Linked DNA regions of Mus musculus: region 1 is linked to region 2. The links are chromatin loops, found by intact Hi-C in ENCODE. Cell type or tissue: heart. All regions are shown on one strand. Each heading gives the region's core, and the rest is flanking DNA. Links, peaks and the distances in the headings are about the cores only. Region 1 holds the start of Dlx2 (distal-less homeobox 2). Region 2 overlaps Slc25a12 (solute carrier family 25 (mitochondrial carrier, Aralar), member 12).

What was found. Peaks named below come from ENCODE experiments on the same cell type or tissue, not always from the same donor. Only the 100,000 strongest peaks of a DNase experiment are listed, where the experiment ranks them.
Region 1: a loop joins it to region 2, with 4 times the contacts of the local background. A loop is called at or near these places in 3 of 42 quality-filtered maps.

Annotation. Positions count from the first base shown.
Region 1 is chr2:71,546,047-71,551,421 of GRCm38, forward strand. It overlaps Dlx2 (distal-less homeobox 2), which reads right to left and starts at 708. Exons shown (of 3, transcript NM_010054.2): 1 at 1-708. The coding sequence starts at 346. In heart, for the core only: a CTCF peak has its summit at 2,003 (motif pointing left); DNase peaks (open chromatin) are centred at 125 and 1,985; H3K4me3 peaks cover 1,133 bases; H3K27ac peaks cover 641 bases; H3K27me3 peaks cover 4,513 bases.
Region 2 is chr2:71,296,355-71,301,729 of GRCm38, forward strand. It overlaps Slc25a12 (solute carrier family 25 (mitochondrial carrier, Aralar), member 12), which reads right to left. Exons shown (of 18, transcript NM_172436.4): 10 at 2,216-2,297; 11 at 311-469. Among named protein-coding and RNA genes, the nearest start is that of Slc25a12, 69 kb to the right of the region's middle. In heart, for the core only: a CTCF peak has its summit at 2,577 (motif pointing left); no DNase peak of the experiment used is centred there.

The DNA of each region.
Region 1 (5,375 bases), core at 60-5,059, 250 kb after region 2:
TGTAGCCCAGGTCGTAGCTGCTTTTGGCGGAGTAGGAGACATTGTTGAGGCCGCTGGCGTGGTACTGGTAGGAGCCCATGTGCGCGTAGGGCGAGGCCCCCCCGCCGCCGCCGCCCGCCGGGTGCTGCTGGTTGGTGTAGTAGCTGCTGTCCGTAGCCGTGGACACCGGGAGGGTTGGCGACTCCTGGGGCTTGTGCAGGCTGCTGTTGCTGCTGCTGCTGTTGCTGTTGCCGCCAGGGCCGGCGCCCGCACCGCTCGGGGGCTGCTGGTGCTGGTGGTACGTGCTGGAGGCGGTGATCTGGGTCGAGTGCATATCAGCCACCAGACTGTCAAAGACTCCAGTCATCCTGACCCGGGACAGGAAAGAGCACGGGTGGCGGGCGAGAGGGGGATGCGAGGCGCCTCCTCTGTCTATCTCTCCGGGTCCCTTCCAGCAACCAATGTAATTACGGGGAGGGGGAGGGAGAGGAAAACAAGAAATGAGGCTACGGTCTAGGCGCCTCCTCCCCTGGAGGAGGCGATCACCGTGCGTGGCTCGGGACCGCAGCTGCTGGCCGCATCCTTCCCGGGCCTCTCGGACCTCTCGGCTCCTGGCCCGGCTCGGGCGGGGGGCGGGCAATGGAGGGGGCAAGAGCGGTCAGACCCGGTAGGGGCTCCAGGAGGCGGGAGCAGGTGAGCGACCCCCGAGCAGCTTTACGATTGTCTGCCGGGCAGGCTCCTGCAGGGTGGGCATTTAACACTTATCACGTGACCGCGGGCAACGTCACCTAGCAACAGCCAATCAGAAGGAATGAGCCGCGGGGCGCCGGGAGTCCGCGACCGGGCGGCCCCGGGACCCGCGTGTCACGTGGCGGGCAAGGCGGCCGCGGTGGGTGCGTGTACAAGCACTGCAGAAAGTGGGTACCCGATCTGGAGCTGGATAGGGTGCGGGATGGCCCGCAACAGGACATAAGGCTCCGGGAAAGAAATGGGGTCTCCCACCTTACTCTGCTTTCAAGAGCCAAGTCTAACGATTTACATCTCTTGTCCAACTTCGCCTTAATCAAATAAAGCCAGGAAGAGGGCCGAGCCAGCTCTGTCTCCTTTTTCTCCAGATACTTTTCCTCGAGGTGCCTGGCTCGCACTACTCTTGTCAGCCACTTTGCACCTGACGGGCAATTGATTTAAATTATCCATAAACCGCGTATAATAACCTATGCTTCCCAAACTACCCACAGAGATATTACGACAATTAATTGGATAATGTTTAACGTTTTTCCTTTTTGCTTGAGAGAAGAGCTCTATAAGCCCAAAGGTATTATTACTAGTAATGTATTTGAAATCACTTTTCCTCATACACATAAAGGTCTCTAGTAATGACGCACATCTGAGCCACTAGCTGGAAACTGATTCTGAGGTTCCCTCCTTGGGAAAGGTAGGCCAGACTAGACAGCCTTCAAAGTCGTTTGCATTGGTGTTTTTATGAAAAGGGGAATGAAAAAAAAAAAGAGATACTGAAGTAATATTAGAGATTTATCAAGATTCATTATCACACGTTTTCTTGATATAAACAATAAATATAAGAAGTTTTATTTTGTCTACTTTATTTTACATTTTCGTGTTCTAGGATCTTACTCCACTGTTGTAATTTCTTTCTCTAGGTTTCTTTCTTTATTTTTATTTTTCTTCTTTCTTTCTTTCTTTCTTTCTTTCTTTCTTTCTTTCTTTCTTTCTTTCTTTCTTTCTTTCTTTCTTCCTTCCTTCCTTCCTCTCTCTCTCTCTCTCTCTCTCTTTCTTTCTTTCTTTCTTTCTTTCTTTCTTTCTTTCTTTCTTTCTTTCTTTCTTTCTTTCTTTCTTTCTTTCTTTCTTTCTTTCTTTCTTTTCCAAGTGATGAGTTCCCCTCTCTGGTGGTTGGGATTTTCAAAAGAAGGGTGATGGATGGACTCAGCGCAGTGATGGACTCTCAAGTTTGAAGATTGCGGTAGCGCCTGCTTTGTGGCGCCACCTGGTGGACAGTGTAGGAGGTTGTTACAGGCCTGGTAGACAGTCTAATCACGCCCAGGCGCCAGCCTCTGAAACCCCCCAAAAGAACAAAATAGTAATTAAAAGCCACAAAATTGTGCTAGTGCGCGCCATCTGAAGCATCCCTTCCTAAAGACATAACATGTCACTGAAAGAACTTGTTACAACAACTGCCTAATGGAAAACAAGTTGATACTTTAAAAAATACGATCTTTGGTCTTCCCCAGAAAAAGCAAGTGTGTAATTAAAACTCCAGCATTCACACAGCGGAATAATGAGGCAGGTAATGCGCCTTCCAGTCTGCCTGGATTTAGTTCTCAGCCACTTGGCTAAGGAAGGCCTAGAGAATGGGGAAGAATGAGTTTTATTAGAAACGCTCCCTGGTGGGACTCGCCTGCACCAGACCAGACCCTCCCTACTGTATTGACTTTAAACTGCTTCCTGCCCCTTTTATGTGCATCAACGGTATCTCAAGGTTTTTAATCCAGATTGCCTTTTAGCGACTCGATTTCAAGTCCCTGTGCTCTGACACCACACGAGTAGCTGTTTTGCCCTAATAAAAGGAAAAAAACCAATCAAAATTAAAATTAAAAATCAGAATCAGAATTAAAAATCTGATTGCGCTTTCTCTGCCCCTTTGTTGCCAATCAAGCCTGTCCTGAAGGCATACTGGTGGTGGAAAGTTTTCTGCATTCTATTTCTTTCTCAATCCCCAGAAACAGTGTAAACTCAGGTGAGATTTATAAAACAGCATCATTCTGGAATAAATAGGACCTGGGCCCTCTTTTATCTTGGACACAAGATGAGTGCCCTGTAGCCTGGGAAGTGGATGCAGCTCTGAGCCTAGAGAGGGGAAAAGCTGCAAGGGGAAGGAGAGAGACCTATAGCTGGGGGGGGGGGGGGGACCTAGGCTTGAAGTGTCCTGATAAGCCAGACACAAATCTACATCTTGTTCCATTTACTAATTTTGTTTTCTTGAGGCACAATCTCAGGACGCTGTGCTGGCTAGTCTGGAACTTGCTGTGTAGACGAACCTGGCTTCAAATTCACAACCATCCTCCTGTCTACATCTGAGTTCCTGAGTGCTGGGATTACAGGCATGAGCCACCCCACCCCCACCCGCCAAAATCTAGGTTCATCCAAATTGTCTCATTGCTTTGTAAGAAATAGCCAACGGATTTCTCTACTTTGGTCTAAAGTGAAGCACCCTAAGTATTCTTGTATTGATTGTATTCTTGTATTGATTGATATTTTACACTTTGAGCCCCAGTTCTGAGGAGAGCCACTCTGCTCTCCTCAGACAGAAGAGGCCTCAAGAGGGAGTTGAGATGAATTTGGAGAGAAACTGGCTGCCTGAATGAGGCTAGTTTGCCTTGGTGCTTGCTCCTTCCCTTCAGTTATTATTCCTAGCCCCAGAGTTCTTTTAGTCTGCCTAGATCTAGTAGAGGAGGGTTAGGTGTCTCAATGCAGACTTTGTGTGTTTCAACACATCTCAGTTTGCAGCCTGTTCCTCAGAGTGTAGCTTGATCCACCCATTCCCTTTGTAGCAATGAACATCTCGAGGTTCTTGGATAGAAGAAAACAACTTCTTTCGCATCAGGTGCTTCACTCAACTTCAGCTGTCAGCCAGCTGCCTTCTCTGTTGCTACAGCACAAATCCCAGTAGTGTTTAGGGTAAGCCCTCAAACACCCAGGATTTCCAGAGGCTCCAAGCTGGAGAGTGAAGGTTCACTTAGGGCTCCCCCTAACCCCCTGGCCAGATTCCCTCGATTTCGCTTGGCCCAGAACTTTGCCTCTGCTTGTCTACTGGGTGTCCTGCACCAAGCTGAGAGGTGAGATCTGGGAAAGAAGGCACCCGCCCCACTCCCCCAGGGCTTCCATGTTGGTCTGCACATTCCAAGGCTAGTTTGACTACCTACTCTCTGGCTATGGTCCCAGGGTGAATCTTTGCTTGCTGCTGGTCCCAGGAGTGATGCTTGGTGTGTGTGTGTGTGTGTGTGTGTGTGTGTGTGTGTGTGTGTGTATGTGTTTATGTGTGTGTGTATGTGTGTGTGTCTTGGGGGTACCACCCCTATAGCTCTGGAGACCTGCAATTTCTAAATCTCTTAAGCTTTGTCCTGGAACTCAAAGCTGTGGGGAAAGGGCAGGGATTTGTCTCTGGAGACCTCCCAGTCCTGCCCGTCTCATACTGGCTTCTCTATCACAGCCACACAGCTACCCCAGAAAGTTCTTGTTAGTGTCTTTAACACTGGTTCTCCCAGCAAGACCCTAAGGTTTCCTCCAGGAATCCAGGGAGCCACACAGAATCCCATCCCTTAAGCCTTCACATGGACAGACTCCAGAGCCTGTATTCTTGAAACTCAAGTTTGTGTTTTAGTTTTCCTTCCTAGGCTCAGCAAGAGGTCACAATGCTTTCAAGGGTTGGGCTTGTTAGCCCAGCTAAGTGGGTGGGGTCTTCTGCTAGGTGCTTCCCTGATAGCTCCCCAGGGGCATCTTTGCCTTTCCTTTCTCCACCTTAAGTGGTCCTGAGTACAAGGCTCTCTACTGCTCCCAATCTCACTACTGGCACTTCCTTGTTGTAACATAGTGTCCGGATCTGGGGATCACTAAGGTCCGGTGGCCTACAGTCTAGTAGAGAAGGCAATTGCTAGAACATATCCTAGACTGAGTCGGTCACTCATTAACCCTAGCTTCTGCCAAGCCTTTACCATCCATCTTAGCTGTGAGGAATCCATAGAGTGGGTATAGAATTGACAGAGAGGGAAACAAAGGCATAGCCCCAGATCTCTTGTTTATGACAAGGACAAACGGTAGTGATGTGTTTCTTAAAAGATAAAGAGAGGGTGGTTATGTTCTATGGAGGTGTGGTGAGGTATGGGGAAAGCAGGTGCCTCCGTGGCCCATGCTGAGACATCCCTTCCCCTGAGGGACCAACCACATATAGTATAGAATAGAGTTTATTCAGGGTATGGGAAGGGGAGAGGGAAGAAGAGGGGAGAGGGGAAAAGGGAAAGGGGGGGGAGAGGGGAGAGGAGAGGAGAGGGGAGAGGAGAGGAGAGGGGAAGAGGGAAAGGGGAGGAGAGGGGAGAGGAGAGGAGAGGGGAGAGGGGACAGGCAAGAGGGGAGAGGGGAGAGGGGAGAAGCCAGCCATGAACATGTGGAGAGATGGGGGAAGGGGATGGGGAAGGGGGGAGGGGACAGAGCTGGGAGCAAGAAAGGAAGAGCAAGAGCAGGCAAGAGGGCAAGAGAGGAAGAGAAGGAGGAGGGGGCAAGCAGCCCCTTTTATAGTGGGTCAGGCCTCCCCGGCTGTTGCCAAGTAACTGTGGAGTGGAGCTTAGATAGAATGCTAACACGTAGAGTCCAGATTTGGTCCA
Region 2 (5,375 bases), core at 320-5,319:
CTTCTACCTCTCGGAGCAGAGGGGCTCTCTGAGCGCCGTGCCCTCAAAGAGCATGCTCAAAAACACATGGTAGGAGAGGCGCAGGATTTGGAGCCCAAGAATTCAAAGCAGTAGGAAGGAGAAAGGAACGCCTGTTTACTGACTAATATTGCTAGTCACCAGAAAGAACACAACACAGGAAAAGGAGCAAAAGGAGGGGCGGGAAGGAAAAGAAACTGCCCTTATCAGTCTTTATAACGAGTGAGTTAAAATCTGCTGATGGTGACACAAAAAAATCACCAACGTCGGCGGCTGAGCTGCGCGTACTCACCTCGGTACAGTCCAAAGAAACCCTCGTAGCGCAACACTTTCTTAAAACAGTCGAAGCTGTTTTTATACATCAGCTCCCCGACCACAGAGCCCGTACCACGCTGGTTTTGCATCCGGGTCTTCACCAGGTCTATGGGGTACACCGCAGTGGCCCCCACAGCTACAAATAGAACAATTTTTAGGTTTAACAAAAGAACACAATTAGATGGAGCGTCCCTGAGGCATCAGATCTCATCTCCATAGGCGAAACATAGAACACAGCATCTAGTCTCACGGAAGGCTCTCATCTTATTTACAGGTTTCCTTCTCTTATTAGTAGAGCCAAAAGATGGTGGAATGGCAAGCAACCGGGTCTGCTTAAGGGACAACAATCAGTGGTAGAGTGTTTACCTAGCATGTCCAAAAAAAAAAAATCTTTGATGTCTTATGTGTGAGTTAAGAGAGTGAGTTTCAAATCATTGCCAACCAACCTTAGAACACCAGCTCTCAGTTTCATTAAGTGACATAAAACAATTATGTATGGATACCATTTCTCTTTATTCTTTCTTTCTCTTTCTTTTGTTTGTTTTGTTTGTTGGTTTCTTTTTCTAGACAGGGTTTCTCTGGCCCCAGCTCTCCTAGAACCCACTCTGTAGGCCATACTGGCCTTGAACTCACAGAGATGAGCCCACCTCTGCTGGGATTACAGGCATGTGCAACCACAGCCCACCTGTATCACTTCTTTACATTTTCTATTAAACGCCTAAATATTTCACCTGCTCCTTCTTCACAACTATGAAGTGACGCTAAGGAAGCTAAGAGGTTGTGATTTTAAAGTTTAATTCACTGAAGCATTTTGGCAAATCTAAGCAACACCCATCCTTTGGGGGAGGAGTCCTTGACACGATCCTATCCCCATGTATAGAATTTGGTTGAAAGTCAATCAAACAAAAGCCTAAAGTCATGCTAGAGAATTCCTTGGGAACTGAAGTAATTCACAGGACTTAGAGTGTTCTATTTTTTGGCTGCTGAAAGCAGTATGTTCTTGGCACCTTCTAAAACTGAGGCTGAAAAAAAAAATTACTGGGCACCAGTTCCAGCTAGTTTTGAAAACTCAGGAGTGTTTAAATATTTTTGGAGGTTCTTCTCAACTAAGTGATTTCAAGTTCTATACATTTTCTCTGTAGATAATTTAAGTAAAAATAGTCTCAGGCTGGTGAGGTGGCTCAGCAGGCAAAGGTGCTTGTCATCAAGTGTGACAACCTGAGTTTAATCCCTGGACCCCACACCGTGGAAGGAGAGAGCCAACTCTGGCCAAGTTGCCCTCTGATCTTAACATGCCCGAAGTGACCCGTGTGCGCGCGTGCGCGCACACACACACACACACACACACACACACAAATAGAAAGCTTTTTAATGGACTCTCTATGAGCAGAGAGGGGAGGAGGGATTCTTTTTAGCAAATAAACAACATATCTGGATACTCTTAAGCCAGAAAAAGGAAAGAAAAATCACAAGCCAGACGCTGTGATTCTCTGTGGATTTTTGTTTTATTTTATGAGTTTCTCAGTTTGCATCTCAGATCTTGGCTTCTACCCTGCCCCTAGCCTGACCCCATACACTCAGTTTTCTCATCTCCATTTTTCACGCTGGCCTTACCTGATGTGATTACAGAGGGGGAGTACAGCAGTGCACTCCAGACTCTCCCATTATTACAGAGGTTTTACGCTCAAGACAGGCTGGAGCCAGAGGGCCGCAGCCATGCTATGACAAGCCCTCTGATCACAGGTAGAAATAAAGAATCTTCTGAAAGCCTCACAGTCCTGACCCCCAGGAACAGTGAACTGCACCTTTGCTGAGCTGTCCCATCTGCTGGGATAATGTTACAGCAAAACCAGCCTGAAGCAGCCACAGATATTCCACTCACCTCCAGCAACTGAGCCCAGAGTGAACCTGTATGCAGACTCGGCAATCTGGAGCCAGATAGGTCTGCCCAAGCCAGGAGATTGCTGAGGGGGAAGAAGAAAATAGAAAAGTCTGAAAATGTGTTTTGCAACTACAAAAAAAAAAAAAAAAAAAAAAAGAAAGAAAGAAAAGAAAAAAAAAAAAAAGAAGAAGAAAATCTATACCTGAAAGAAAACAGTGGGGTTTTATTGTTTCTTTGTTTCTTTGTTTTTTAAAGAGAAACACCCCAGGGCTGGAGAGAAATGGCCCAGAAATTAAGAGCACTGACTGCTCTTGCAGAGGACCCTGTTTGGGCTCCCAGCATCCTCATGGTGGTGCACTATCACCTGTAAGTTCAGTTCCAGAGGATTCAATGCCCTCTTCTGCCCTCCAAAAGCACTAAGTTTGCATGTGGTACACAGATATATATGCCCTCCACACACTCAAAAGCATAAAATAGATTAAAAAAAAAAAAGCAGTAACAACGTACCCAGCAAAACATAGAGTAGTTTTTCCCTAATTTTCACATATGGACTGTTGTAGGGGATACATTATTATCCTTGAAAGGTTTGTGTTGGTATGCTTGCTTTTGCAGTACTGGGGATTGAACACCCAGCCTTATGGGAGCTGGACAAGCCCTGTATCACTGAGACCCATTTCAAGCCCTCCCAGAAACAAAACTCTTAAGTAAGCAAATGTGCCAGCATATAACATTTGCTCCTCTTCAAGTTAACATTTTTTAAAATATTTTGCTGTTTTTAACATTCAATCACTCACTCATTCACTGTATGTGCACTGAGGTAGGGAGGTATATGCAGCCATAGCTCACATGTGGAGGACAGGAGACAACTTTCTACAATCAGTGTTTTCTACCGTGCAGGTTATGAGGATCAAACTCAGGGTGTCAGGTTTGGTGGCAAGTGCCTTTACAAGATGAGCCATGTCACCAATCCTTTAGTGTGTGTGTGTGTGTGTGTGTCTGTGTGTGTGTGTGTGTGTGTGTGTGTGTGTGACAAAGTCTCAGATCCTAGCCTGGCCTTGAAATCGCTATCTGGCTGAGGATATTCTTAAATTACTGATCCTTCTGATTCTCAAGTGTTGGGATCCCAGGCATGCACTGCCCATATCAAAACGTCTTGCTTTTAGAAATATATCAAAATTGTTCGGTGCGCTGAGGAAACCTTTAGTCTCAACACTCAAGAGACAGAGGTAGACAGATCTCTGTGAGTTCCGGACCAGAGAAGACTGATCACGTCTAAAATCTCGAACTATTGTCCTGTCCATATTCACAGTTCTAACAAAATCTGATACTAGTAAAATAAAACAAAGAAATAAATCTGGTTGCAGATCAGATGCTGTCCCATAGTCCTGCGCCTGGAGTGACCCGTCTACATGAATGTGCCAGTCCAGAACTAAGTACTTTCGGTATGGAAATATCTGATATGCTCTATAAGCAGATTGGAACAAAGGAGTAAAATACCTACTTTGTTAAAATGAACTTTTCAAAATGAAGAAGAGCAGGAGGAGGAAGAGGAAAAGGGGGAAGAGGAGGAGGAGGTGGCAGTGATGGCTGGTGAGGTAGTTCAGTAGCTAAAGTGCATGCTGTGCATGTCTGAAGACCTGAATTTGATCCCCAGAATTCACGGTGAAAGGAGAGAAGTTACTCCTGAAAGGTGTCCTCTGAGCTCCACACATGTGCACCTGTACACACACACACACACACACACACACACACACACACACACACAGAGTAATAATTGACACAACTAAAAATAATAATAAAGCTATTATCTGGACATGGCGAGCCAGACATGAATTCTAGCTCTAAGGGAACGGAGGGAGTTTCACAAGTTCAAGGGCATCCTCAGTTACACGGTAAATTCAAGGCCCATCTGGGTTACAGGGACTTTTATCTCAAGAAAACAAAGTTGAATTAAAATATCTAGACTAAAGCTAAGCATGGTGGTGCACACCTGTAATGGAACCTACTCAGGAGGCAGAAGCCAGTAGGTCAAGAGTTCAAAGCCAAGGGCTGAGAGATGGCTAAATGGTTAGGACTGGCTGCTTCTCCAGAGGACTCAGCTTCAGTCCCCAGCACCCACGTGGTGGCTCACAGTGACCTAATACTCAATTTCCAGGAGTGTTCTTTTGTGGCCTCCACAAGCTGCATGCATGTTTACACACACTCACACTCACACACACACACACACACACACATACACATACAGACACACACACAGACAGGCAAAACACCCATAAACATAAAATAAAAATAAAAATTTTAAAAAGTAAACTTAAGGCAAACAGACATTGGATCCAAAGCTAAACCCGATCTTACACACACACACACACACACACACACACACACACACACAAAGGTTCTTTTCGTAAAATAATAGGTCTCTGATCCAAAGAGCCATCAAGGGACCACGAATTCTCTTATTCACATGGGAGGTTTCTCCTTCATTCACTAATACAGATTTTTCTTTCAACTCTCTTTCTTCAAAGAATGTTTATAAGCCCTGCAAAATCCTATGAAAACTGAAGGATTATTCTGTGCTTTAACTCTTAGCTACAACAACACCTCGAACTATAAATACCCGAATGCCTTTTGACAGAAATGTCACCTTCATTCCCATTAAACAGCATTTGTAAGAAAACATACCTGTATAGGGTTACCGGGATGTTCCTTCTTAAGGCTTAGTTATCATTACAACTTATGATTCCCTTGTAGTCAGCTATGCAAATTAATGTAATTAATGCTATAGGTTTCACATCATGAATATTCATAAGTGCAGTGTCCCTAGAACTGTCATCCCTATAATGACTATGCACTGAGTTTTTAGCATTTAGGCTAAAGGAAAATATTCAGGTCTGACAATCACCTACTGTGAGCAAAGAGGCCCAAGGGCAAAGGCACTTCTCCCTTAAGGTTGGGACCCGATACGGTTAATAAGTTAGCCTGATAAGGTTAACCTGATAAGGGTATGGCTGATAGTTAATGAGGCTAATTAAGTGGTTTTCCAAGCAGAATGAAGTTGAGATCCTTAAATGCTTTTAACTGGCTCCCTCAAGAATGTGAGATTTCATTTGAACTGAGGTTTGTTATTTATTTATTATTTATTCATTTATTTGTTTGTTTG